Linked DNA regions of Homo sapiens: regions 1 and 3 are each linked to region 2. A link is an interaction called in ENCODE POLR2A ChIA-PET data of the cell type or tissue named here. Cell type or tissue: OCI-LY7. All regions are shown on one strand. Region 1 has its middle 24 kb from the start of NUFIP2. Region 2 has its middle 15 kb from the start of MYO18A. Region 3 overlaps TAOK1 (TAO kinase 1).

Evidence for each region. ChIA-PET counts read pairs that join two places held together with the same protein. Peaks named below come from ENCODE experiments on the same cell type or tissue, not always from the same donor. Only the 100,000 strongest peaks of a DNase experiment are listed, where the experiment ranks them.
Region 1: POLR2A ChIA-PET joins it to region 2 with 5 read pairs; 2 of 35 experiments call an interaction of 5 or more read pairs at or near these places.
Region 3: POLR2A ChIA-PET joins it to region 2 with 6 read pairs; 3 of 35 experiments call an interaction of 5 or more read pairs at or near these places.

The regions. Positions count from the first base shown.
Region 1 is chr17:29,316,545-29,320,544 of GRCh38, forward strand. No RefSeq gene overlaps it. Among named protein-coding and RNA genes, the nearest start is that of NUFIP2, 24 kb to the left of the region's middle. In OCI-LY7, no CTCF peak of the experiment used is centred here; no DNase peak of the experiment used is centred here.
Region 2 is chr17:29,193,178-29,197,177 of GRCh38, forward strand. It overlaps the pseudogene LOC100421028. Among named protein-coding and RNA genes, the nearest start is that of MYO18A, 15 kb to the left of the region's middle. In OCI-LY7, no CTCF peak of the experiment used is centred here; a DNase peak (open chromatin) is centred at 2,424; H3K4me3 peaks cover 1,489 bases; H3K27ac peaks cover 1,746 bases.
Region 3 is chr17:29,398,802-29,402,801 of GRCh38, forward strand. The region is part of intron 1 of TAOK1 (TAO kinase 1); the gene reads left to right. Among named protein-coding and RNA genes, the nearest start is that of MIR4523, 10 kb to the left of the region's middle. RefSeq lists an enhancer at 2,557-2,626. In OCI-LY7, no CTCF peak of the experiment used is centred here; no DNase peak of the experiment used is centred here.

The DNA.
Region 1 (4,000 bases), 120 kb after region 2:
ACCTTGGCCTCCCAAAATGCTGGGATTACAGGCATGAGCCACCGTGCCGGGCCTACTTGGGAGATTGAGGTGGGAGGATTGCTTGAGCCTAGGAGGTTGAGGCTGCAGTGACCTGTGATTGCACCACTTCACTCTAGCCTAGGTGACAGCGCAAGACCCCATCTCAAAATAAACAAAATTATTTCTATGGTAATTCCAGTTTGATTTAAAACATAGAAATGTACACACAGCTATATAGCATAATGATTGAGATTATAGACTTTTAGATCTAGATTTGCATCTCAGATCTACCATTTACTAATGACATGACCTTAAGCAAATAAATTGATACTCTCAGCCTCCGTTTACTCATTTATAAAGTAAGAATAAAAATATCTTCTCATATAACTATTGAGAGGATTACAAGAGTTAATATGTTTAAAAAGGAAATGAAGTTTCCTGGCATATTCAGTAAATAACTAGTATATCCTTATGTATGTGATAATTTTTTTGAGACAGAGCTTCACTCTGTCACCCAGGCTGGGAGTGCAATGGTGTGATCTCGGCTCACTGCAACCTCTGCCTCCCTGGTTCAAGAGATTCTCGTGCCTCAGCCTCCTGAGTAGCTGGAATTACAGGCATGTGTCACCATGCCCAGCTAATTATTTGTATTTTTAGGAGAGGTGGGGTTTCACCATGTTGGCTAGGCTGGTCTCCAACTCCTGGCCTCAAACAATCCGCCAGCCTTGGCCTCCCAAAGTGCTGGGATTACAGGTGATAACTATCATAAATATATGTGTGCACCTACCCAAACATACACATAGAAATAAGGCTGAGCTGGCCAGGCACGGTGGCTCACACCTGTAATCCCAGCACTTTAAGAGGCCAATGCAGGCAAATTGCTTGAGCACAGGAGTTTGAGACCAGTCTGGGCAACATGGTGAAACTGTGTCTCTACAAACAATGTAAACAATTAGCCAGGCAGCTGGGTGCGGTGGCTTATGCCTGTAATTCCAGCATTTTGGGAGGCCAAGGTAGGTGTATCACTTGAGGTCAGGAGTTTGAGACCAGGCTGGCCAACATGGTGAAACCCCATCTCTACTAAAAATACAAAAATCAGCCAGGCAGGTGGCATGAGCCTGGAATCCCAGCTACTCAGGTGGCTGAGGCATGAGAATCACTTGAACCCTGGAGACGGAAGTTGCAGTGAGCTGAGATGGTGCCACTGCACTCCAGCCTGGGTGATAGAGAGAGACTCTGTCTCAAAAAAAAAAAAAAAAAAAAAAAAATTGGCCAGGCATGGTGGCATGTGCCTGCATTCCCAGCTACTCAGGAGGCTGAGTGGGGAAGATTGCTTGTGCCTAGGAGGTTGAGGCTGCAGTGAGGCATGATTGCACCACTGCACTCTAGCCTGGGTGACAAAGCAAGACCCTGTCTCAAACAAAAAAAAAAAAGAGAGAGCAAGAAAAGAAAAGAAATAAGGCTGAGAGAGACTATACCAAAATGTTAGCAAGGATTATCTCTAATGATGAGATTCTGAGTGATATTTTTTGTTTCTTTCTACTTTTTGCTTCTCCTTCATGCTTTTCTGCAACTTCTAAAATTTCTACAAAGAACATACTTGTTTTTACAATTAGAAAAAATACATTATTAAACTATATAATACAAAGTTTGTAGGATATCAGTACAAATAGAAATATTATTTAGGCCGGTTGCGGTGGCTCATGCCTATAATCCCAGCACTTTGGGAGCCCAAGGAGGGCAGATCACGAGGTCAGGAGTTCGAGACCAGCCTGGCCAACATAGTGAATCCCTGTCTCTACTAAAAATACAAAAATTAGCCGGGCATGGTGGCACATGCCTGTAGTCCCAGCTACTTGGGAGGCTGAGGCAGGAGAATTGCTTGAATCCGGGATTTGGAAGTTGCAGTGAGCTGAGATGGTGCCACTGCACTCCAGCTTGGGCAACAGAGTAACACTTTGTCTCAAAAAAAAAAAAAAAGAAAGAAAGAAAGAAAAAAGAAAAGAAATATTATGTCCACCCAAAAACAATGCCCACTCTTGGATACCTAAAATGCACAAAATTATCTATAAATGCAGCTGTGTCTTTCATATAGTTTAAGTTCAGTTTTAGCAAAACAAAACAAATGTCTTTTCCTTTGCATGGTGAATGCCTTGGAGTTACTCCAGAATAACATTGAATTATTCACATTGAATGGTGAATGCCTGGAGTTAATCCAGAATAATGTGAAATCAAACTTTATTTCAGTAAGAACCTCTAAGCCTAAAATCCTGTAAACTGAATCAGTCTTGGTACATGTATCTGTTCCAAAAACTAGTCTCCAAATATACAGAGATTAGGGCTTGGCACTAGGAGATTAGATGTGGTAGACAAATGCTACTTGATGGTGAGGGTAGAGATGGGGTGACGGTAGAGGATGCTTAAACCCAACATCAATCATTTAAATATTGTTAGTAACATTTATTTCTACCCCAAGCTATCCTTTACCAGAGTAGCATGTAATAAACAACATTTCATTCATTTATTCATTTATTCTCTCAATTAATATGTATTTAAGAGCCTGCTATACATGCAGCATGCAGCACTGTGTTAGGCATTGCGTTAACATGAAGAACAAAACAGATGGGGGGCTGGGTGCAGTGGCTCACGCCTGTAATCCCAGTACTTTGGGAGGCTGAGGCGGGTGGATCACTTGAGCCCAGCAGTTTGAGACCAGCCTGGGCAACATGGTGAGATCCTACTAAAAATACAAAAAAAAAAAAATAGGCTGGGTGCAGTGTCTCACACCTGTAATCCCAGCACTTTGGGAGCCCGAGGCAGTGGATCACCTGAGGTCATGAATTCTAGATCAGCCTGGCCAACATGTTGAAATCCCACCTCTACTAAAGATACAAAAAATTAGCTGGGCATGGTGGTGGGCACCTGTAATCCCACCTACTCAGGAAGCTGAAGCAGGAGAATCACTTGACCTTGAGAGGTGGAGGCTGCAGTGAGCTAGGATCGTGCCACTGCACTCCAGCCTGGGTGACAGAGATTCCATCTAAAACAAAAACAAAAACAATAACAAAAAGATAGCCAGGTGTGGTGGTGTGGTGGTACACAGCTGTGGTCCCAGATACTCAGGAGGCTAAGGTGAGGTGGGAGGATTGCTGGAGCCCATGGGGTGTGGGTGTGGAAGTTGCAGTGAGCTGAGATCGCGCCACTGCATTCCAGCCTGGGTAAGCGAGAAAGACCCTGTCTCAAAACAAACAAACAAAACAAAACAAAAAACAAAACAAAAAGACAACAACAAAAACAGATGGTATCCCTGCCTACATAGGGCTAAGAGCCTGTTAGAGAAGACAAATACATACACAAATAGACATATAATTGCAAATTGTGATGAGTACTCTGGAGGAAAGTATAAAATACTGTGAAAGAGAATGAGGGAGGTAGGGCAGGAGAGGGATACCTAAACAGTCTCTCTGACATCTCAACCAGGACCCAAAAGATAAGAGTTAGGGGAGGGGCCAGGCACGGTGGCTCATGCCTGTAATCCCAGCACTTTGGGATGCCGAGGCAGGTGGATCACGAGGTCAGGAGTTCAAGACCAGCCTGGCCAAGATGATGAAACCCTGTCTCTACTAAAAATGCAAAAATTGGCCGGGTGTGGTGGTGGGCGCCTGCAATCCCAGCTACTCGGGAGGCTGAGGCAGAGAATTGGTTGAACCTGGGAGGCGGAGGTTGCAGTGAGCCAATACAAAGGCCATTAAGATAGAAAAAAAGCTTGGAGCCTTGGGGTAACTGAAAGAAGACCAGTGCAACCTCTTATGGAAAGGTGTGTGTAGGCTTCACTGTTCCTCATCCCAGTAAGAACAGAGCACAGTGCAATGATACAGTGCACAGATGGCAGCAGCACAGGTCTTTCTCAGGTCTGACACCTAACTTTAACTTTATTGCTGGGCCTTGTTTCAGCATCTTCAAAATGAGAATAATGGATTTCCTTCCTGAATCCCTTGTG
Region 2 (4,000 bases):
CCATATTATACTGACCAGTAGTTATTTGCTTAATTAATAGATGTATTAAGACAATAAATGTATTAATTATTTCCATGGCACAAGATGTCAAAATTACATGGAAAGTGGCTTTCCCTTCGGTCAAGAGCCCTGATTATAGTCACGGAGAAGAGCTGGCTAAATTCCCTGAGAACAGATGGGGCCCAGGAGAAGGTCACTGACTAGCTGATTATGAGCATGGGAAAAAGGACCTGAGCTATATTTCCACCATGTACCAAACCAGAGCAAGGTGGACCACTCCCATTTTAATCCTTCCAACAACTCTGCAAACTCCATGTTGTTATTTTCCTATTTAAATGAGGAACTGAGGCTTTAAAAGGTCAGAGATTGGCCAAGACCACACAGCTATTATAGATAATGTCAGAAGCAGGATTAAAACTCAAGTCTCAATGGCTCTAAAACCACAAGTAATTTCCACAAATCCAGTTTGTTCCAAAGAAAGAGTAACCAGCAGGGTCTCCTGATTTCCCACATAGCATCCAGCAAATCCTGTCACCTGTCTCCAGCTCAGAGTTCCCACTTATAGAGGGGGGCTATAATCCTCCCAGCAGAGACAGAATGAACAAAACCAGGTTATGTCTCCATTATTCTTTCCTTGGAAAATGGCTCTACATAGAAATCTATCTGGGCTGGGTGCGGTAGCTCACACCTATAATCCCAGCACTTTAGGAGGCCAAGGCAGGAGGATCACTTGATCTCAGGAGTTCAAGATGAGCCTGGGCACATGGGGAGACCCCATCTCTACAAAAAATTAAAAAATTAAACAATAGCTGGGTGCAGTAGCTCACGTCTGTAATCCCAGCACTTTGGGAGGCCGAGACGGGCAGATCACTTGAGGTCAGGAGTTCAAGACCAGCCTGGCCAACATGGAGAAACCCTGTCTCTACTAGAAATACAAAATTAGCTGGCTTGGTGGCGCATGCCTGTAATTCCAGCTACTTGGGAGGCTGAGGCAGGAGAATCGATTGAACCCAGGAGGCGGAGGTTGCGGTGAGCTGAGATCGCACCATTGCACTCCAGCCTAGGCAACAAGAGCGAAACTCCATCCCAAGAAAAGGAACAAAGGAAGGAAGAAAGGAAGGAAGGAAGGAAGGGAGGGAGGGAAAGAGGGAGGGAGGTAAAGAAAGAAAGAAAGAATTACTCAAACTCAGTTTGAACACTCAGTACCACCCTGCATTATCCTCCCCCTTCCCAGGGGCAACCACTATTCTGAATTGGATGTTTGTTATTTCCATGCACTTCCATACGCTTTTATTACATAGCATATATCCTCAAACAATATAAAATATTATTTTACCTAGTTTGTAAAAATAATACCACACTGTCATTACTCTTCTGAAACTTGCTCTTTTTGCTCATCATTGAAAGATTCCTATTATTTTTAAAAAAAGAATAACAAAATAAAGAAGAAAGATTCCTATTAATATGATTAGCTCTAATTTATTCATTTCACTGTTGTATAATATTCCATGATGTGAATATAACACAGTCTGTCTATTCTGTTGATAAATATTCATGGTTGTTTCTGGTTTTTGCTATTTGCAAAATAATGCTGCTATGAACATTGTGAGACATATCTTCAGGTGCTCACTGTGCAAGATATTTTCTGGTGCATATATTTAGGAATAGAATTGCTGGGTCACAGGAGGTTGACATCTCCAATTATCCTAGATATTGTCCCCCTCACTTTTTTTTTTTTTTTTGAGATGGAGTCTTGCTGTGTCTCCCAAGCTGGAGTTCAGAGGTGTGATCTCGGCTCACTGCAACCTCCGCCTCCTGGATTCAAGTGATTCTCCTGCCTCAGCCTCCTGAGTAGCAGAGACTACAGGCGTGCACCACCATGCCTGGCTAATTTTTTTATTTTTAGTAGAGACGGGGTTTCACCATGTTAGCCAGCTTGGTCTCGAACTCCCAACTTCAGGCAACTGCCCGCCTTGGCCTCCCAAAATGCTGGGATTACAGGCGTGAGCCACTGCGCCTGCCGCCCCCGCCACACACACTTTTTAGGACCTAGACATCAATAATCTGAGGCTGAAAAGCAGCTTCAATTGCAGCAAGCAGGACTGAAATTAGACCCTGCAAGGAACTTTTTTAGTTGTTAAAGGATTGTTAGAAATCGGCCCAAGTTGTGGAAGACACTGGAGGAATGTCTGTCACTCTGCTTTTCTGACATGCCTCAAGTACAGCTCAGTCTGGACTCAGTTCTAATTGTAGCCTAAAGATTTCAAAATTAATTAAATCGGCATATATGAGTTGAGCTCCTATTCCACGCAAAGTGCTAAGCTGGGAGCAGAAGCTTGTGTCCTCTTCCTGCAAAGCACATCGTCACCACCCCTCCTTGCAACTGAGATGAAAGACCAATGAGAGACATGTGCAAAGTTACACAGCAGGATGGGATTTAAATAACTGCTGAAGACCACAGTAAAGGGGAAGTCACAAAATACTGCGTGACTAATTGTTAAGTGAAATTGCCTTGGAGGCACAGAGGAAAAAAATCAGAGCAGTGGTCAAGGAACGTTGCACAGAAAAAAGGTAGTATCTGAGCAATAATAGTAGAATGTAGGTGATAATCATGGCATCTACTACTCATTGATGAACATTGTGTGCCTTGCACTTTACTCAGAGTATCTTGTTTAATCCTCACAATGACCCTGTGAAGAAAGTATGATTAGTCTCTTCTGACACAGCAGGAAACTGATCACCAGAAGACCAAGTAGCTTACGCAAGCTCACACAACCACCGAGTGGCGGGGCAGGATTCGAACTTAGTCCTGAAGCCTCCCACGTCAGAGGTCCCCGGGAGGGAACACAAGCAAAGGGTGGGAGGTAGGGGAGGGAGCCCCAGGCACAGCTCCTGGTGTGGCTAGAATGGAGGGCTTCTTTGGAAAAAGTAGGTGATCCGGCTAGAAAAGGAGGTCCAGGCTGGCTCATGGAAGATGCTGGTTTCCAGGCATAGGAACTTTAAGTGATTAATTCAAGGAGATTCCACAGCGAGGCAGGTGTATGTTGGAATAGAGGAAAGGGCAGTGCAGGCAGAGAGGTGCCTGGCAGGTTCAGCAACAGCAGTGCAGGGGGCCGAAAATACAAACTTGAACAAGGAAGATGACTTGGGGACCCAACAGAGGGGACAGGTGTAGGAGAGACTTACAAGGAAGAATGTGTGGGGACTTGGCTTCCAACAGCCGTAAGAGCAACTGAGGGAGGAATTGACAATAGATTCCACAATTGTGGGTGGCCCAGGAAGCTAGGCAAGCAAAAGCAACGCTGTAGGCAGCTGAGGTTAATACAAATGGCTAACGTTTGTTACCAGCTACTATCTATAAGCACTTTACATGTATAAACTCATTTCACCCTCACAGCATTCCTATGAAGTAGGAGTGAGGATCTATTATGATTTCCGTTTTTCAGTTAGAGAAACTGGGGTACAGAGAAGTTAAGCAATTTGTCTGAGGTTACACCACTGGTAAATGGCAGAGCTGGGATTTGAACCTGGGTTCCAGAGGCCTCACTCTTCATCACTTCACTAAACTGTGTCTGTTGAGGTAACATCTTCAGAAAGAAGCAGGGTTTTCCACTCCCACTCCACATTCCCCACCCTCAAAGACCAAGCAGGATGGCAGGATTTTTTTGCTGAGTGGCATTGCTGGGGGGGAGTGTCAGGTCTCTGCTGCTACCCTAAGCCAGCTGCTTGTCACCACCGGGCAGTGAGCATGGGGCGTGCGGTGCTGGGGCCTGCACTGCTGGGGCACTCACCAGCAGGAGGGCACCTGGAGCACGGTCCTTCCTCATCACAGTGGAGCAGAAGTAGCACTAGCTGGTGCAGGCCACAGAGCGTGCCTGGCAAGGGAAGACCCAGCCCAGGTAGCACAACTCCATCGGGTTCAGGAGGAAGCAGCCCAACCCCACCTGCACATGAAGTTCAGGAAGATTTTCTTCCTCATGGCTCTGGACACAAAGCAGTC
Region 3 (4,000 bases), 210 kb after region 2:
GATTACAGGCGGGCATGAGCCACCACACCCGTTAATGTGAAGATAGTATATACTGGGTTGTTTAAATAGGATAATGCTTGCTAAGTACTTAACTTACTGCCTGATACATGCTAACACTCAATAAATTGTTGGCTATCACACACTAGCTGCCTAATATAAATGTTTATGAGTACATTGAGATAATTTTTTTTTTTTTTTTTTTGAGACAGGGTCTCACTCCTGTCACCCAGACTGGAGTGCAGTGGCACGATCTCGGCTGCCTGCAGCCTTGACCTCCCAGGCTCAAGTGATCCACCCACCTTTGCCCTCCAAGTAGCTAGGACTACAGGCAAATGCCACTGCCTGGCTAATTTTTGTATTTTTTGTGGAGATGGGGTTTTGCCATGTTGCCTGGTCTGGTATCGAACTCCTGAGCTCAAGTGGTTCCACCTGCCTCAGCCTCCCAAAGTGCTGGGGAGAGTCTAATATTTAAGGATGAGTTGCATTATATAATTTTGATTTGATATTGGATTTATTTTTATTTATTTATTTTGAGACGGAGTCTCGCTCTGTTGCCCAGGATGGAGTGCAGTGGCACAATCTCGGCTCGCTGCAACCTCTGCCTGCCCTGTTCATGCCATTCTCCTGCCTCAGCCTCCCAAGTAGCTGGGACTACAGGCGCCCGCCACTATGCCTGGCTAAATTTTTGTATTTTTATTAGAGACGGGGTTTCACCGTGTTAGCCAGGATGGTCTTGATCTCCTGACCTCGTGATCTGCCCGCCTTGGCCTCCCAAAGTGCTGGGATTACAGGCGTGAGCCACTGCGCCTGGTGATATTGGATTTATATATCTGGAGTCTGACATACATTTTTGAAAGAAATAGTTAGAATATCAAGGTAGCTTAGTAACTTTTTGCACCTATAATGGACTACTGTGTAGTACTTAATGGGAGTTTTTTTCTTTCTTTGGGATAGATTCTCGCTCTGTCACTCAGGCTGGAGTGCAGTGGTGAGATCAAAGTTCACTACAGCCTCAATCTTCTGGACTTAGCGATCCTCTCACCTCAGCCACCTCAGCAGCTAGGACTACAGGCGTGCACCACCACACCTGGCTAATTTTTTTTTATTTTTAGTACAGACGAGATCTCACTATGTTGCCCAGGTTGGTCTTGATCTTCTGAGTTTAAGTGATCCTTCTGCCTTGTTCTCCCAAAGTGGTGAGATTATACACAGGAGCCACTGTGCCCACCTCTGATGGGAGTTTTTAATTTATCACAGGTTTTCTTTTTCCTTTGCTGGATATAAAGCCTGTCTTAAGAAATGACATTTCAGGCCGGGCGTGGTGGCTCAGGCCTGTAATCTCAGCACTTTGGGAGGCCGAGGTGGGTGGATTGCTTGAGGTCAGGAGTTCAAGACCATCCTGGCCAAAGTGGTGAAACCCCGTCTTTACTAAAAACACAAAAATTAGCTGGGTGTGGTAGTGGGCGCCTGTAATCCCAGCTACTTGGGAGGCTGAGGCAGGAGAATCACTTGAACCAGGCAGAGGTTGCAATGAGCCGAGATCGCGCCATTGCACTCCAGCCTGGGAGACAAGAGCAAAACTCCGTCTCAAAAAAAAAAAAAAAAAACAACAAATGACATTTCTTTTCCAGTACTTACTTTGTTTATTTAAGAAAAATTTGGTATCCCTCTTCTACCTCCTGGAGCTCTTTTTACCATCCCTGTCTTTGAAGGGATTCAGAGTACCCATGCTCTTCTACGCATTTTTATTTAGGTATCTTTTGTAGGTATGTCCTTACCTTGAAAGTGCCTTACGTTCCAAAATGTATTAATTCAACAAACTTTAAGTGATTATTATGTGCCAGATAAGACAGTATTTCAGCCCTGGGAGAATTCCACCTTCTGAATAGTTTTCTCAAGCTAGATAATCATAGGAAAGCAAGGACTTTCCCATAATTTTTAGTTCCTCTAAGCCAGTGCTTTCAAACTTTAGTTTGTGATCCATTAATGGCTTGTAAATTCAATTTAGTGAGTCACAATAACAATTTTAAAAAGTAATGGGGAGTGTCAGTGTGGTGCATAAAGTAAGGGTAAACATTATTATGGGAAACTTTTGTTTGCCTCTTTTTTTTTTTTTTTTTTTTTTTGATGCCAGGGTCTTGCTCTGTTGCCCAGGCTGGAACGCAGTGGTGTGATCATAGTTCACTGCGGCCTCCACCTCCTGGCTCAAGTGATCCTCCCACCTCAGCCTCCTGAGTAACTGCGACTACAGGTGTGCACCACCACACCCGGCTAATTTTTGAAAAAATTTTTTTGTGCAGACAGGGTCTTGCTATGTTGCCCAGGATGGTCTCAAATTCCTGATCTTAAGTTATCCTCTTGCCTTGGCCTCCCAAAGTGCTGGTATTACAGGTGTAAGCTATTGTGCTCAGCAGTTTGCCACATTTTTATATGTTCTGGGTACCCAGTTACACTGTTATAAAGACATACCTGAGACTGGGTAATTTATAAAGAAAATAGGTTTAATGTGCTCACGGTTCTGTGGGCTATACAGGCATCTGCATCTGGGGAGGCTTCAGAAAACTTACAATCATAGCGGAAGTGGAAGTGGGCATATTTTCCCATGGTTGGCAGGAGAGAGAGGGAGAGTGTGCATGTGTGTGGACACGCAAGCGAGTGAAGGGGGAAGTGCTACAAACTTTCCACTTTCCAACAACAGTAGCTCTTGAGAACTCACTATCAACTAGAACAGCAAGGGGGAAATCCACCCCAATGATCCAATCATTTCCACCAGGTCCCTCCCCCAACTTTGGAGATTACAATTTAACATGAGATTTGGGTAGGGACACAGAGCCAAACCATATCACTTTCTTTTTCTTCTCTTTTTTTTTTTGAGACAGGGTTTTACTCTGTTGGGAGGCTGGAGTGCAGTGGGGTGATCATGGCTTGCTGAAACCTCTGCCTCTTGGGCTCAAGCAATCCTCCCACCTCAGCCTCCTGAGTAGCTGTGCCACCACGCCTGGCTAATTTTTGTACTTTTTGTTCTTTTTGTTTGAGACGGGGTTTCGCCATGTTGGCCAGGCTGGTCTTGACTCCTGGCCTCAGGTGATCTGCCCACCTTGGCCTCCCAAAGTGCTAGAATTATAAGCGTGAGCCACTGTGCCTGAACTAAAATTTCTTTTTTTACCTCATCCCTTTTACTTCTAATCTTCTGTCTCTGAAGTATGCTTGTTTTAGTTTGCTTTTTCCTTTTTCTTTCAACAACTCTCCTTCAATCTCTACTGATTCATCTGTAGTCTATTTAGTCGTTATATTGGGTATATTTACCTTTCCTAGGTTTCAAAGCTTAGGAGATAGCAAGGACTTTGCCTAAAAGGTCCTGGGCAGGGTACCAGTAGTTTTGGATAATCATGGTAACTTCTGAGGTTTTTGTATTAAGGAACGTGTTATCAGATATCTAATGTCACACACTATGTGTGAGTGCAGTTTCTCATGAATTGCAGAATTTTAAAAAAAGAAGACTTTCTATTTAATTTTTTTAAGACGGTCTCAGTCCCCTTCCCTATGCTAGAGTCCAGTGGCACACAATGATGGCTCACTGTGCCTCTACTTCCCGGGCTCAGGTGATCCTTTTACCTCAGCCTACCAAGTAGCTGAGACTACAGTCATGCGCCACCATACCTGACTAATTCTTTTGTATTTTTTGTAGAGATTAGGTTTTGTCACATTGCCCAAGCTGGTCTCGAACTCCTGAGCTCAAGCAATCTGCCTGCCTCAGCCTCCGAAAGTGCTGGGATTACAGGTGTGAGCCACCATGCCTGGTTGAAAACTTTTTATTTGGAGGATATTAAGAAAATATCTTTTATTTTTATTTTATTTGGGGACATATATAGATTTGATTTAATTGAAATACGTCTGTTCATAAAATTATTATGTGACTAATTAAGTATATTAAGTATATTTTAAAAATGCCAGGCCAGACGTGATGGGTCATGTCTTTAATCCTAGCACTTTGGGAGGC